2 separate regions of the Mus musculus genome follow, and region 1 is linked to region 2. The links are chromatin loops, found by intact Hi-C in ENCODE. Cell type or tissue: heart. All regions are shown on one strand.

Region 1 (8,000 bases), 52 kb after region 2:
TTTTTTTTTTTTTTTTTTTTTTTTGTAAATAATAATTTGACTTTTGACCCCTTGGCAGTTTGTTTTTATCATGTACTTATGGAAACTCAGGAGTTTCTCAGGTGTCGAGGGTCAAGATCTTAGATATGTTTCCTTCCCTGCCTCCCTTCCCTCTCTGTTGCTGAAACACCATGGCCAAGACCATCCATAGTGGTAGGCGAAGAGACTGTTTTGGCTGGGTCATTGTGGCAGCAAGTGGCGGCTTTACCTGAAGCAAAGTCTGCCATATGTCCTCTACCAAGGCCACATCCCCTAAGCCTCCCCAGATGTCACAATCAACTGGGGACCAAGTGTTTAAATATGGGAGCCTCTGGGTGCTATCCTCATTCAAGCCACAGACCCTAAGAAATCATAGCTGTGGCAGAATTCCATCCCTGGAGGAGCCTTCCTGTGCATTGTTGGGTGTTAGGCAATGTTCCTGGCCCATACCCAGTAGGTCCAGGGCTCTTCACCATATGCCCTTACCTTGGTGACACAAAGGAAAATGTCCCTAGACATTTCGGATGAAACTCCAACCAGACAAAATCTCTCCTCTTTGGGAATCACTGGGCACCCCAAGGACACAGATTTCCTTATTGTTTAACTCTAGGATCTGTGAGGGGACGGGGAAGGTTCATTTCCCCCTAACTGTCATTGTATTCACCATCCTGGATGCTGAGGTGGTTTGTTTGTTGTTGTTGTTGTTTTTAAATTTATTTTTATCTTCTGTGTTTTGCCTGCATGTATATCTGAGGGCAGAGTTACAGACAGTTGTGAGCTACCATGTGCATGCTGGGAATTTAGCTGGGGTCCTGTAGAAGAGTGGCCAGTGCTCTTAACTGCTGAGCCATTTCTCCAGCCCTGGCAGCTGAGATTTAAAGTGGTATCATGCTGTAATTTTTTTTTTTTTTCTGACTGTGTTACCATGAATATGACAGTTTTGTGGAATCAGCCAACCTTTTTTTTTTTTAATGCATTGGGATCAATTTTTGTATGAACTAGACGTTTTCCGGTCCATACATTTTTGTAGAACTTAGCAGTAATGTTCTAGTAATCTGGTACTTTGGGAGAGGAGGGGTAAGTAGGGGGGAAGACCCTGTGCAGAGTTGCAAGGCTTTACCTTGGGGTCCCTGTCTCAGTCTCTGGAGTCACAAGCGCTTGATGCCTTACTCAGGCTGGCTGACCTTTGAGCTTCCAGGGACCTTCCTACCTCCTCACTCCCAGGCTCTCCCATCTGTGGGATTGTAAGTGTGTGCTGTGCCTTTTTAACATGGGCTCCAGGGGCTGGTGAGATGGCTCAGTGGGTAAGAGCACCCAACTGCTCTTCCGAAGGTCCGGAGTTCAAATCCCAGCAACTACATGGTGGCTCACAACCATCCATAACGAGATCTGACTCCCTCTTCTGGAGTGTCTGAAGACAGCTACAGTGTACTTACATATAATAAATTAATCTTCAAAACAAAACAAAAAACATGAGCTCTGGAGCTCCAACTTACGTTCAAGTGCTTTGACTGGCAAAGGCGTCTTCCCATCCTCAAAATGTCTTTAAAACGTACATTAGGGCTGGAGAGATGGCTCAGTGATTAAGAGCGCCGACTGCCCTTCCAAAGGTCCCGAGTTCAAATCCCAGCAACCACATGGTGGCTCACAACCATCTATAACGAAATCTGATGCCCTCTTCTGGAGTGTCTGAAGACAGCTACAGTGTACTTACATATAATAAATAAATGAGTCGTTAAAAAAAAACTTACATTAATTAGAGATAGAGGCTGCTGTCTAGCCTGGGCTGGCCAACTTGAGATCTGCCATCTTCAGCAGTTTTTGCAGTCACGCCTGGCTTTCTTTTTCTTTTTGTTTGTTTTCCTTATGTTAACATTTTTAATGTGTATAGGTATCTTGCCTGTATTTGTGTCTATGCACCATGTCTTTGTAGGCCTCAGAAGAGGGTGTTGGATCCCCTGGGATTGGAGTTACAAGCAGTTGTGAGCCACCATGTGTGCTGGCAATAGAACCAGGGGTCCTTTAGACCCGTGGTGGTGTGAATGAAAATGGTTCTGTCGGCTCATAGGTGTGGCCTTGTTGGAGTGGGTGTGGTTGGCGTTACTGAGGAACTGTGTCACTGGGCCTGGGCTTTGAGGTCTTAGAAGCTCAAGCCAGGCCTAGTGTGTCTCTTTTCTATTTGTTGCTTTCTGATCAAATGTCAGACTCTGAGCTACCTCTCCAGCACCACGTCTGCCTGCCTGCCTGCCTGCTTGCCTGCCTGCTACTGTGTTTCCCATTGTGACAATACTGGACTAAACCTCTGAACTGTAAGTAAGCCAGCCTCAATTAAACGTTTTCCTCTAAGAGTTGCTATGGTCATGGTGTTTCTTCACAGCAATAAAACAATAAGACACAGTAAGACAATGTTCTTAACTGCTGAGCCATCTTTTCAGCCTCTAAAAATTTCTTGACATTAACTTGTGGGCATCTTTATCAAAGGCTTGTCAATGCAGAAGCTCTAGTATTCTGATTCATATATTGTGGACACCTTTTTTCTATTTTATTTAATACTCACTTGCTGACCTCTAATTTTCCTGTGTTTAGTTTAATTGAAAGCTTAAATCTTTAAAATTAATTTACATTATATCAAGGCATGTCTTTGGATTCTGGAAAAAGAGCTACTTAAGAGTGCCTGGTGCAGAGGATGTGGGCTTGGTGCCCAGTATTCATAACAGGCAAAGTCAACCCATGGATATATAATTCCAGGCCCAGAGGATCCTGGGTGTACCTGCACATACATAGACACTCAGGCATGCACACATCCACATGAAATAGTAAAATGTAAAAACCAGTTAAAGCCATATGTCTTCCCCTGAGCGCCACAGCAGTCTGACAGTCTTTAAGCTCTCCGTTTCCATTTTCTAGTTTTAACCTTCCTGGGCCTACTGAGATGTATAGTCCTCCGGAAGCTGTGCTTTAAACGTAGGTTGGGGTCCCCAAAGCTTCATTGTTGACATTTAAATCCCTGTCATGAGGAATTAACAGGTAGATGTTTAATCCCGTATTGGTGTTGAGAGGTAAGGCCTCTTGGGAGGGGATTTGGATTACGTGGTACTTTAGGGTGGGGCCTGTGACCGAGTCCCAGAGACTTTATAGGAGGAGGGGGACCACACACACCACCTGGGCGCATGCATATTCCCATACCTTGACGAGTGACACTACATGTACTGAAAACTACAATCGCCTGTGTCACCCTGACCTCAGACCTTCAAGAACTGGGAGCCATAATATGGCCTGCTCCAGTCATTTCTTTATGGCAAAATGTGCTGATAAAGCAAGAAACGACTTTTAGGGGGTTTATTTATCTTTTCCACTGTGGCCAGTGAATGGAATTTCCCTTGTGGCCTGCCACCTAGTCAGTTGGAAGAGCCATGTATGTTTGGAAGAAATGGTCTCTATTTGGGTCAGAGTTATTAATTGTGCTGCCCAGCTGCCTCTGCCCTGAGTTATTCCTGTCCCACTTGAGTTTTGTCTTGTTTACTTTTTGTTCATGGCTCTGGGTTTGGATGGGGTGTGCCTATGGGCTTTGCAACTTCCCTTGATATAGACCCACAGCTTTGTGGTTGTTTTGTTTTGTTTTGTTTTGTTTTGTTTTTCTTTGTAGGAAAAAAAGGGTTTCTCTGTGTTTCCCTGGCTGTCCTGGAACTTTGATCACCAGGCTGGCTTCAGACTCACAGAAATCTGCCTGCTTCTCCCCCCAACCCCTACCATCCCCAGGACTGCTCAGCTATTTGTTTTTTTGAGATATGGTTTCACTACATAGCCAATGCTGTGCTTGAACTCAGAATTGTTCTACTTTAGCCCCCAGATGCTGGGATTACAATCAAGCAGTACCATGCCTGGCTTGCCCAACTTTTATTTTTTGTCTTGGGCCCATTTCTGTTGGTTGTTGTCTTGTGTTCATGTTGCCCTCAGCTGGCGGCTCTTGATTGTGCTCATTTTGGACATCTGTCGTCCTTGCAGCTGCTCAGGGCAGGGCTGGGAACATTTGTTGGAACTTGGCTATAAATTGTCTTGGGGGAGATGAGGAATGGGCGGGACATGCCAGAGACTGGTCTTTCCTTATTCTCCTGTGGGTCACCTACCTCGTGCTGCTGTTCCTGCCAGGAGGCAGCTGTTGGCTCCTCTTGATAGTTGGCAGAGCGTTGTGTGCTGCCTGTTGGCAGGCCGTGTAAGTCCTATCTGAGACAGCTGGATGACGAAGCTGGTGTCAGATCACCTTTGGGTCTTTGTCCCTCCCCCACACAGCTGCCTTACTTTTTGAGACTGGCTCTCTGGCCCCAGACTTGTGATCCTCCTGTCTTAGTGTCCTGAGTGCTAGGAATGTGGGGCGTACAGGAGTACCACCATGCTCCACTGGAAGCCACTGTTGGAAGTCACCGTCTTTTTGTCACCCCTTAGTGCCCCAAGAGTTTCTGCCTCAGTGAGTGAGTGCTTGCTCATGAGGTTTAAGAAAGGGTTCTACTTTCTGAAAGTATTTGAAGCTGTGGGTTTGTGGGTCACTAGTCCCACCTCACACTCAGTTCTGAGATACTGAGCTAGCAGATTGCAAGACTTTTTCCTAGCACCAGAACTTGTGGGCACAATAGGTGTGGGGTGTGGGCAGGTGCCAGTGCCGGTGCCCCCTATTGGGCTGGGTCCCGTTCGTTTTTGCTTTATTCTATTTCCTGGAAGTAGAAAGAGGCAGTGGTGTGTGTGTGTGTGTGTGTGTGTGTGTGTGTGTATGTATGTATGTGTGTGTATGCGCGCTCGCGTGTGCATGCATATATGTCTAGAGATCAGCGTAGCCTGCCTCTGTCTCCCAAGGGCTGGAACTAAAGGCATGAGCCACCAAGCCCTGTGTTGTTTGTGTATAGTGGAGGCAGCACCCTAGAGGTTGGGAATGTCTGCTGTACATATAGCCCCAAGAGGTTAGTGGGAAAATGTTTGGTCACTTCACCTTGCTCTAAAACTGGAAGTCGGCTATTGCTGACAAGATTTTGAGGTGCCAAAGATTGTGTCATGTCCTATTTTGGACTCTGACAGACCCACTGCTACACACACAGTCATTACAGTGGAGGAAAATCCCGTTGTCCTGTTCCCTCGGGTGTGAAACATCAGATCAGCCACTGACCTTTAGCAGTTTTCCCTTGCTCAGTTAGTGCTGGAGGGCAAGTTCCCTGGGGCCTTACTGATTCCTGCAGGCATTTGTGACTACTGATTGTAGCTGTGTCTTAAGTGTAGGAAACACCAAGCGATGTGCTAACAGGCCTGGCTAGCATTTTAAAAACAGATGTGACCAGTGAAGAGTGGCCTGCAAGGTAAGTTTCAAAGGTGGTCTTTTAGGTTGAGTCTTTAGGTTTGTGCTGCCACATGGCCACTGAGCTTTGACCAAATGTAAGATTGTTCTAATTCCAGCTCTTCCCTTCTCTTTTGGGGCAATACCAGGGATTGAAGTTAGGGCCTTGGTATATAGGTGGCAAGCACTCTGAGCTGTATCTCCAATCTGTATGTATGTATGTATGTATGTATGTATATATGTATGTATTTATTGAAAACTTTGAGACAGGGTCTCCCTGAGTTACCATAAGACAACTCTTGAGCTTGTGATCTTCCTGACTTAGCCTCCATTGCAATTGGTTTTACCAATCTATGCTAACAGGCCTGGCTGTCAGCTGCACATTTTAAAGCAGATGTTTAGTGTGGAAAAACTCCCTACTCCTCCGCCTGGCCTGCAAATAGAACAGCCACCAAACCAGAAATGACCCAGAAGAGGGCTTCTTAGAAGTGACAAGGGCAGTGCCCACTGAGTCATCACTGCTCCTCCGGCTCCCTCCTGTCACCTCGCCAGCTCACACGCGCTACTCTCTACTCCCAAGTGAAAGCCACCATCTGTTCCTGTATCTGGTCTTTTAGAGGAAGTGTGGTGAGCCAGTGGTGTCATGAGGCTTGGCATCCCTTAATAATGAGAGAGAGGATTGAGGAGCTTTTGGGAATAAACAAGGGTGTGGGTCCAAAAGGGCTCACCATGCCTAGGCTCTTCTGTAAGGTGCGAATCTAAAGGGGGCCTGGAAGGAAATGAGGGGTATGTGTGTTACTGTATGTAATGGGGAAGAGTCTTTGCAGGATCTAAGTGTGCCTGTTTGAGACCAAAGGGTCAATGTGGTTGAAGTGGGGTGGGTGGTGGAGGGGGTATGGACAGGGACTGGACAGGATGGGGTGGGGCGGGGCGGGGCGGGGCAGGACGGGATGGGATGGGACGGGACAGGAGAGATGTCAAGAGTTAGCTGGGGCTGGATCCCAGACGCGACCATATTGACTTTGGAGCTATTGGAAATCAGCTCCAAAATTGGAATGAAGCACAATGGCTCATATCGATAATCATTTGGCAGCTGAGGCAAGTGGATGAGCCTGAACTTAAAGGAGACTGAAAAACGACAAAATAAAAAATGCCCGAAAGTTCTGATTTCTTTGCTTTTGTGCAGAGGGCTTCTTATCGTTCAGGTACTGAAGTTGGTGACAGTTCTGCAGCCAGAATGCAGTGGGAAGTGGTCCGTGCTGGGAGCAGAGGGCATGGCAAGGCTCTTCCTGCTGTGTTTGGTCACTTGGTGATCTGGGACTGCCTGCCAAGTTACACCCACGCTCTAGTTTCAAGTCTCCAAAATGGGGAGGTTGGTGTGCTCCTTGACAGACGGTGAGGACTAAGTGATTATGTTCAGAAGCCGTGGATGGCATGCCCCAGGTGTGTCACTGTTTCTAAGTGAGGTGCAGCTGTGCTGCACAGGATTGGGCCTTGGGAGGTTCTCTTTGCCCAGTGGAGTTTCTTGCTGAGCCCCTGGTATGATCCCAGTACTTGCAGAGCAGGACTCTTTAGACATGTCATATGGTGGTCCAGGTTGGCCTTGAACTCAAAGTAGTCCTTCTGCCACAGGCTACCAGCCTGGGATTGCAAGTACAAGTCCTGGTCTGCCTACGTGGTTTTTGTGAAGAAATAGCATGTGTAGCCTCTGATAACCTTATTAACATCACAAACCAACAAGCTGAGCTGACTGTTCAGCAGTTAAAATGCCAGCCCTCCCTGTGTCCAGGGCCATAAAGGAAGCACATTGGGTCCCCAAAGAATTGGGGCCTTGCTAGCAAGAAGTTTTGAGTGGGTCCCTGTGCTAGCATTGCCTTCCTGCATCCTCACAGCAGAGCCTGTGCCACACACTGGCTTCTCCCTTTCCTTCTTTGGGACAGTCTCCTGTTGCTCAGGTTGGCATTGAACTTAGTGGTCAAGGGCGACCCTTAACATTTGGCTCTTTTGTCCCCACCTGGTTCTAGCTTCATGTCACTGCTCCTGGTTTATACTGTGCTGGGCAGTATTGAACCCAGGGCTTCTGGCATGGCACTCATGCACTCCCAGAGCTCTTCTGTGGAGCTAGGATTCTGTGCACTGGGTTCCAGCACACAGCTTTGGTTTTTTTTTTTTTTTTTTAATTTTTGGTACTAAAAATGAACTTAGGCCGACACACATTGAGGGAAATGCCCAGCCGTTGAACTTTAATGCAGCCCTCTTTCTTTCTTAAGTTAAGAATAAAGCAAGAGAGCATCCAGATCATTACTGTTTACGATGAGAAACTAACCTTAGTCTTAGATAAATGCACCAGTTTACACACACACAGGGAACCCACGTGGAGTAGGTCTGCAGTCTGAGTGGTGGAGTTGAGTTGAGCAAAGCCACATTTTGGGAGATTCCTGGTAGCTGTGTGTCTTAGAGGGCGGGTATTGCTTGCTTATTAGAGTTCTGGCTCCTGAGTAACCAGGCAGTGCAGGTTTACCTGGCCACTGTTTGTGGTGGCAGCTGTTAGTGGTTACATTTGGATAGTTTAGGGTCGGGGAGGCTCAGCTGCTGGCCTGTCCAGAGGAGACAACCAGGAGGAAGCTGTCTGTCTTTGTGGTCTGGTGTCGTGTAGTCCTTG
Region 2 (8,000 bases):
CCAGCTTGGCCTTAGAGGAGCTATATTTTTTTAAGACCCTGTTGAAATTTTATTTGGAATCATATTACATATATAGATTACTTCTGGGGAAAGAAGTGTGTCTTTAGGATATTTAGGGTATTTTCAGACATGTGTTTAAAATCTTTCTGTAGTTTTCTAATGGCCTGGCAGGTATTTTGTGAGATGCATTTCTAAGGTGGTTTCCGAGTCTTCTTCTTTTTTTTTTAGGTTGAAGGGTTCTTTGGAAAGTCAGTTGTGTTGGATGGTGTTTTGCTGGGACAAACACATGAAGGAGTTTTTCCCTGAAGTGGACACAGGTGAAAGGATGTTTTGCTAAGGCAGACTTGTGAAGGAATGTTTCACTGAAGCAGACACGCGTGAAAGGATTTTCTGCTAAAGCAAGCACGTGAAAGGACACATGGTGACGGATTCTTCATTAACAACACACAAGTATTGGTCTGCCTTAAATTGTGTAGTTGAGCGCCATTTGTCAGGACTCCAGAAATCGAAATACACCAAAAAAACCTTCTGGTAGTATGCTGCGGCTTCTTGCAGCTTCTGAGGACTTGGGTCAACTGGCAGAGTGATGTCAGCTGATATAGACTCGTGGAGTTTTGCTAAGACAGACTCACATGCTGAGGCAAGAGCTGTGGAGAGCACGTGATTTTTGGAGGGAGTGTAAATAGGACTGAGAGGGGCTTGCTTGTAGAGCTAGCTCTGCAATACTTCTTGGTCTCTCATCTTTGATGATCTTTGCTTCACTGAGAGAGGCACAGCAAAGAACTCCTGGTGTCCCTGTTGGTTCTGGTCCCTCCTGCTGACTTGTGCTGATCTGGCTGAGGCCTGGATGTCCCTGTTAGGTGATGGCACTACTGCTGATTCATGTTTGCTCTTCGGACTCTCCCGAACTGGACTGCTGGTGTATCTGTGAAGTGTTTGCAAGTGGATCAAGCTGCTGTTGCTGACCTGTAAACCAAACTGCCGATTTCCTGATAACACAGATGAGAGCTGCTTCAAAGAACCACTTCTAAACAGGTCCACTTCCCCCATGTCCTTTCTTTTCCACTACCTCTGGTAGGTGGTGGGCTAGAAGAAAGGTTAAAGCATTTGAGAACTGTCATTAAAAGTAGGTTTTGAAAAATTAAAGCTTACAGTAGATTACGATAAAACACACATTAAGAAATTACTTTTGCTAAAAACAATAAGAACAAAAGCCTCACTTTGGCCCCACAGAATAACTACAAGCAGGGTGAAAGTCTGTCTGCTCTGCCTGAATTTGTACCTGTCTCCTTCACTTTGAGCCACCTGCTCCCCTCTGCAGATAGGCATGTCAATCACCTTGTAAGGTGGGTCTATTTAAAAAACAGTAATCCCTGGGCAGTGGTGGCACACAGCTGCCTTTATTGACAAAAACAAACAAGCCAGTAATACCCCATCTACCTCATTCTCCTTCAAGGCTGAAGGCACAAAGATACCTGAGAGCCGGAGAAACAGTTCCATTGGTAGAGCAGTCACCTGGCAACCTGCCCTATTTCCTATCACCAGCAGTGCATAAAACCAGGCATGGTGGCACTTTTGTTTCCTAAGATTCTATGAGAAAAAGAAAAAGATAAAGGGACAAAGCCATAAACAGGTTAATTAAAGCTCAGGCCAGCCCTCAGATGAACCTGGTGTCAGGAGAGCTCCTACTTGTGCCCTCCCCATTCCGCACTGATCAATCCGTTCCTTTCTGTGAGCTTTACCACTGTTCATCAATCAGCACTTGAGATGGAGGCTGAGCCTGGGCTGGTGGGGTTGTAGGAGCCAGGACAGCCACCCGACTTCTGCTTACGGGTGGTGTTTCATTTTATGAATAGTGCTTCCTAACTGTTAGCAGTGAGTCAAGTTCAAAGGACTTGTATTGCTTGTTGCAGAGGGATTTTAATCCAGCAACATGGCTACTCTGGCTGGAATACAGACACACCATTAGTACACACCTTTAATCCCAAACAATGAAGGTGAAGTTAGTTTGTAGAAGGAAGCAGCCATGTTTGAAAGTGATGTCTAATTCAGTAGCAAACAAAGTGATGAATCAGAGAAAGATTTGACACAATAGGATCTGCCCAATCCTCATGAGAACAGAGAGGAAAGTGACATGACTTAAGAGAGAGCAGCACAGAGAGAGAAGACAGTGTTACTGGGACAGCTGTACAGAGACAGGCTGCAGAGAGAAACTAAGCTAGACATAAGTGAATACAGAATGAGCCAGAGAATGAGAAGGAGCCAGAAGATTAGAACAGATTGCCAAAAGTAGTATGAGGCCAAGCAGAGCAATTCAGTCAGAAGCTGAAAGAAGCCAGTTTGAACCAGTCAGCATGAAGAGGAGTTTTGAACCAGAACTGTGGAGTTGACCAGCCAGCCAGAGTTCAAAAGCACTAGAAAGGGTAAGCAAATTCAGCAGTAAGTCTCAGGCTAAAAACATTCGAGGTTAGATAAGACTGTATAGAGGGGAGAAGCTTCAGGGCTAGGCCTCGGTTAGCAGACTGAGCCTCCTAGATGACAATTACATCAGGCAAATAAAAATAAAATTTACAGTTTGTAGCCCCCCTCCTTTTGGTATGGTTGATAATTTGGGGTTGAATTCTAAATACTGAATATCATAAATTGTCAGGACTCCTTTGTTCATATAATGAAGGTTGTGGACTCCTTAGAAATCCATAAAAAAAACCCTACTCCTGGAATTACAGAGACTAATTATACAGCAATACAATTCTGTTCACAGATCCTTGGGGGAGCCCATGAATCTCCAGGCTCTGTAGAAGTCTTGGGTAGAGAGAGGTTTCTTGCAAACTCCGGTGGTGTGCATAGCATCTGGGAATGAGCTACAGCTCAGAAGTCTTTGTCCATCTCTGGTTGGCCCTAGCTTGCTTGGGTGCATCCTTCCAGGAGGCCCTTTGATGCTAGATATCTTTGAACCACAAGTAAATCCCAACCACCCAGAGTATGGGGGCAGATTGCATTTGGCAAAAGCAAACACACTCCACAGATGATAGCCTCAGACAGACGGCGGCTATCAAGACATTTAATCAGAGGGCTCTGGCATTTCAGAATTTGAGGGTTTGGAGTTTTGTTGGCTTTGGGGAATAGGCAGAACTTAATAAGCCAATAAATTATTCTTCAGCTCTCTGGTGCAAGCTGTAAATAGCCTTTGACAGGTTCTGCCTGTCATCTTATGAAGAGCATTAACCCTCTCTCTAACATCTTTTTCTGAAGGAAAAGCATTTCCAAATATACATATTAATTACAAAATAATAAGACAAATGAAAGATTACAAAGGCAGTTGCATTTTTTCTTTTTCCGGAATCAAAAAGAATTGTTTAAAATATTTTTAAAGTACATTTTTTTAAACTTTTTATTAATTTACATTGTGTTTTGGCAACAGGCAAATTCGGCTTCTTACCAAATAGTGACTGGAGGGGGAATGTCACTGTTTAAATTTAGAGATCTTAATCATTTAGTTGGGAAGCAATTTTGCCTCTCTCTCTCTCTCTCTTTGAAAGCATTGCTGAAACCAGAGCATTATAGTCTTGCTTAAAAGGAAACAATAATAAATATAATCGAGGGTTTTCCATAACACGTAATTGCAATCACGGGGCCTGCTGGAGAAAAAAATATATCCTCCACATGATGTAGTCAGTCTAATATTATTTACCATACCTATTTAAATTAGCTCAAACCTTCATCAAGCATGTTCTATATGCCATGCACTGTGCTAAACACGAATACTGCAATATTGGCTAAGAGTCTAATTTTTATAGCAGGCTTATATGCTTTGTGCTAAGCACACCAACAAGCCAGGGCCCTGAGGCCCAACAAAACAAAACACAACTTGAACATATTTATTTTCGAGTTTAAAAATCCTATGTGTTTGTGCATGTGTGGGCATGTGTATGTGTTTGTGCATGTGTGGGCACGTGTATGTGTTTGTGTGTGTATGGGTGCTTGAGGTATGGGTGTCAGATCACCTGGAACTGGAATTATAGGTGGTTCTGATCTGCCCTGCTTCAATGCCGAGACCAGAGCGTGGCCCTCTGACAGCAGTACAAGCTCTTAACTGCTGAGTCGCCTTTCTAGCTCCCTAGCCCAAATCTTTTTAAAGATGTGGTTATTGTCAATGGGAGTGCAGTGAATTTTGCATTCAGAAGAATGCAGACATTGTTTTTACCTCCACTCTTCCCCCTTTCACCCATAGTTGACCCACAATACCCTGGACATGGATAGAAATCCAAGGGGCTTGGGAATGGACTTGGTGCAGAAGTCAAGGTGATATGAGGCATTTTCCCAAGCACATGGCTGGAACAAGAAGGGTGAAAAGCAGTCTTCTGGTTTTGGACTATCCTGGGTGGTGGTTCAAGATTTGGTGGCTGAAGAAGTGCTTGGTGACAGGAGCCTGGTATAGCTGTCCCCTGAGAGGCTTTGCCAGTGCCTGACCAATACAGATGGGGATGCTCGAAGCCAGCCATAAGACTGAGCATGGGTTGTGGGGGCAATGGATGAGTTAGGGGAAGTGACTTTAAGGAGCTTAAGGAGATTGCAACCTCATAGAAAGAACAACAATATCAACAAACCAGACCCCGCCCCCCACCCCCACCCCCCAAGATCTCTCAGGGACTAAACCACCAACCAAAGAGTACACTCCAGCTTCATATGTAGTAGAGGCATCAATGGGAGGGGAGGCCCTTGGTCCTATGGAGGTTTGGTGACCCAGTGTAGGGGGATGCTAGGGCGGTGAGGCAGAATTGGGTGGTTGAGTTGGAAAGGGGGATGGAATGGGGGCTTGTGGAGGGGAAACTGGGAAGAGGAAGAACATTTGAAATGTAAATAACCAATTAAAAAAATTTTCGTGGCTGATGCAGGGAGAGGTTATACCACAAGGGGGCACTATTGCTGCATACGTTTCAAGGCGGTGCTGTGGCAGGGCTGGCTAAAGATCTGCTCCTAACAAAGGACGTCCAGAGACTGTAATCAGGAAGGCTACCCGGAGAGGACAAGCCAACTCCTCCACAGAAGGAGAATAGGAGACTAAGTTTGTCGTGGGAAGGCTCTAGACTAGAGCATTTCAAAGGATCAGGGCACGTGGGAACCTGTGGAGACTGACTTGACAAATCCACTGGACTGACTTAGGCAGCTCAAGCATTTAGCTAAAAATTAATCTGTACCGTTTGAGGAGATTGCTGGGTGAAATCACGAGTCTGCAGGCTGAGCTGGGCAATATGTTATCTCTGAAGTAGTCAGGCCCCATTCAGTCTGCTGCAGGCCCCAATAAGAAAGACTTAAAGAGAGAACTTGGGGACTGCCTGACTCTTTGAGCTGGGACAGTGGCCTTCTGCTGCAGGGCTCTGCCGGTCTCCAGCGTCCTGTGCGCCAAGTGCACATCTTGGGAATTCTCAGCCTCCATAACTATGCCATGCAGTTAATATGCATGCATGTATATATGATTGTATCTATTATATACACATACTATGTGCTTTATTAGTGTATATACACTATATTAGTACACACATATGTCTGTATGTCTATAATATGTACACATGTTTATATATTCTTTTGGATTTATTTCTCTGGAGAAGCCAGACTATACAGCTTTTACAGAACAGCGTTTGTCTTATATACATAGGGTTAGGAGATGTTTGGCATAGTTTGTGAGCTTTGTAAAGTAGGCCGGCTCTAAATGGCTAAAACCATATTTGGCCTGGCAGACAGGCATAAACAACAGGGGAGATGTGGAGGACCATCACACAGGGCTCATTACAAAACAACCGTAAAGGGAAAGAGGAGGACCCTAAATTAGGAAAAGTCTCAACACTAACAGTTATCAATGCAATGAGCCGAGGGCCTTACATTCCAGATGAACTCCCTGTCACCCTTGCTTGTCCAGGTACAACAAGGGCTCAGCTAGCAATAGCAATAGGAACGAATAGAGTCACCGTGAAAAGCATCCTGGAAGGTCCCCCAAAAGTTAAATCTAGGGTACCATGGGATCCAGTCATTTTTCTAGTCCCATTCCCTAACAGACCAACAGACTCAAAGAGACCCTCATGTGTCCACGTTGTGAGCTAGCATCCTCATTTCTAGAACAGGTGCCTGTCAGAGAGGGACAGATGAGCAAGACATGGTCCATATGTGTATCAGGGAATGCAAGCCGCAACTTCTAATATACATACAGAGTCAGCCTTTGAGGAGACAAGAGTCCTGATCCATGCTTGGCCAGCAATGACCTCTGAAGCAATCCTGGATGGAATGAGGGGATTGTAAAAGGACAAACATCATATGATTCTATTTACCTGAATTCCCCTAGTAGCTAGACTCATGAGTCAGAGGGTGGAACAGTGGCGGCAAACCTGGAATCCCAGCACGGGGAAGGTGCTGAGCATTTCTGCTCTATGAATTTTAAGTCTTGCTATTGTGGGATGCTATGAGATGTTTGGGAGGACAATCCTGCCTGCTGCCTCTGGACTTCACATGGGCTGCTGAGCCTATGATCCTGACTGTGACCATCTCCCCCAGGCCTCCCCAGGCCAGGCTTCTTCATGATGGTGGCTGCGTTCCCTCTACAGTAGCAGCCAGTGCCAGTTGCCAGTGGCACCTCATGGATTCATGTTTCTGCTCTGTTTCCTTAGCCTACACTGCGAACATAGACAAGCAGAGACTACCCAAGTCACTTGGAAGGTCGAGGTAAGACGATCAGGAATTTGAGGCTAGCCTTGACTTGAGAGAGAGAGAGAAATAGAGAGACAGAGAGACAGAGAGGAACAGAGAGAGAGAGAGAGAGAGAGAGAGAGAGAGAGAGAGAGAGAGAAAGAGAGAGAGAGAGAGGGAGGGAGGGAGACAGAGAGACAGAGAGAGAGAGAGAGAAAGTACATGCTCACGAGAAGGCTTTAGGTAGGCCCTACTATTGGGAATGGGAGGGTGTTGGTGGTGCATTGAGGGTTTATCCTAGACAGCTTACCAAGAGCCTTATGTAGCTGGAGGGGTGTGTGTGTGTGTGTGTGTGTGTACCAGTCACATCACATTTGTACTAAATGAAGGGTCAATTCCAGCTTTGTCCCTTTGGCACCAATTACAGTAATTCCTCAACTCATCCGCGGGGGGAGGGGGGGGTTGGGGAGGGCTTCCCTTCTGATCTTTGTGATAAGAGTTGAGCAAGGTTTGTGATAGCTAAAATCCAGCACAAACTGTTTCAAATAGCCCTAGGGGATGCTGCATCTTTAAGGCAGCCAGGAAGGCAAGGGAAAGCCCAATGTGAGTCAAATTGCCCATCTCCAGCATAGGAGGGTGTGGGGGCTCATACCTATAAACGTAACACTTGGGAGGCAGAGACAGGAAGATTGGCAAAGCTTATGAAGCTAGCCTGGGCTACAAAGTAATTTTTAGGCCAGCCTGGGCTATGGTGTGATACTTTGTCTCAAAACAAAACAAAGTACCTTTAATTGTAGCACTTGAGAGGCAGGAACAGGCAGATATCTGAGTTTGAGGCCAGCTTAGTCTACTTAGTGAGTTCCAGGAGAGTATGGAGGTATGTAGGGAGGCGTCTCAAAAACAAAGAAACAAGCAACAAATATTGGGGCTGGAGAGACGGTTCAGCACTTAAGAGCACTGGACCGCTCTTGCATAGGACTTAGGTTGGTTCCCACATGGCAGCCCACAACTATTTGTAACTCCAGAGCCTGACCAATGCCCTCAGGCTCTCTGTGAACACCAAGCATCAGTGTGGCACACAAACATACATATAGACAAATACTCATACAGATTCTAAAAAACAACAAACAAACAAACAAAAACAACACAGGGCTGGAGAGATGGCTCAGCAGCTAAGAGCACTGACTGCTCTTCCGAAGGTCGTGAGTTCAATTCCCAGCAACCACATGATGGCTCACAATCATCCGTAATGAGATCTGATGCCCTCTTCTGGTGCTGTCTGAAGAGAGCTACAGTGTACTTATGTATGATAATAAATAAAT

The links. A loop is a pair of places that touch in the nucleus more often than their neighbours do. Peaks named below come from ENCODE experiments on the same cell type or tissue, not always from the same donor. Only the 100,000 strongest peaks of a DNase experiment are listed, where the experiment ranks them.
Region 1: a loop joins it to region 2, with 2.2 times the contacts of the local background. A loop is called at or near these places in 6 of 42 quality-filtered maps.

Annotation. Positions count from the first base shown.
Region 1 is chr17:12,756,042-12,764,041 of GRCm38, reverse strand. The region is part of intron 1 of Igf2r (insulin-like growth factor 2 receptor); the gene reads left to right. The region is part of intron 1 of Airn (antisense Igf2r RNA); the gene reads right to left. Among named protein-coding and RNA genes, the nearest start is that of Igf2r, 9.7 kb to the left of the region's middle. In heart, a CTCF peak has its summit at 3,965 (motif pointing left); DNase peaks (open chromatin) are centred at 4,161, 5,091, 5,891, 6,711 and 1 weaker place; H3K4me3 peaks cover 4,644 bases; H3K27ac peaks cover 3,786 bases.
Region 2 is chr17:12,807,582-12,815,581 of GRCm38, reverse strand. The region is part of intron 1 of Airn (antisense Igf2r RNA); the gene reads right to left. Among named protein-coding and RNA genes, the nearest start is that of Igf2r, 42 kb to the right of the region's middle. In heart, a CTCF peak has its summit at 4,914 (motif pointing right); a DNase peak (open chromatin) is centred at 4,981; H3K27ac peaks cover 3,111 bases.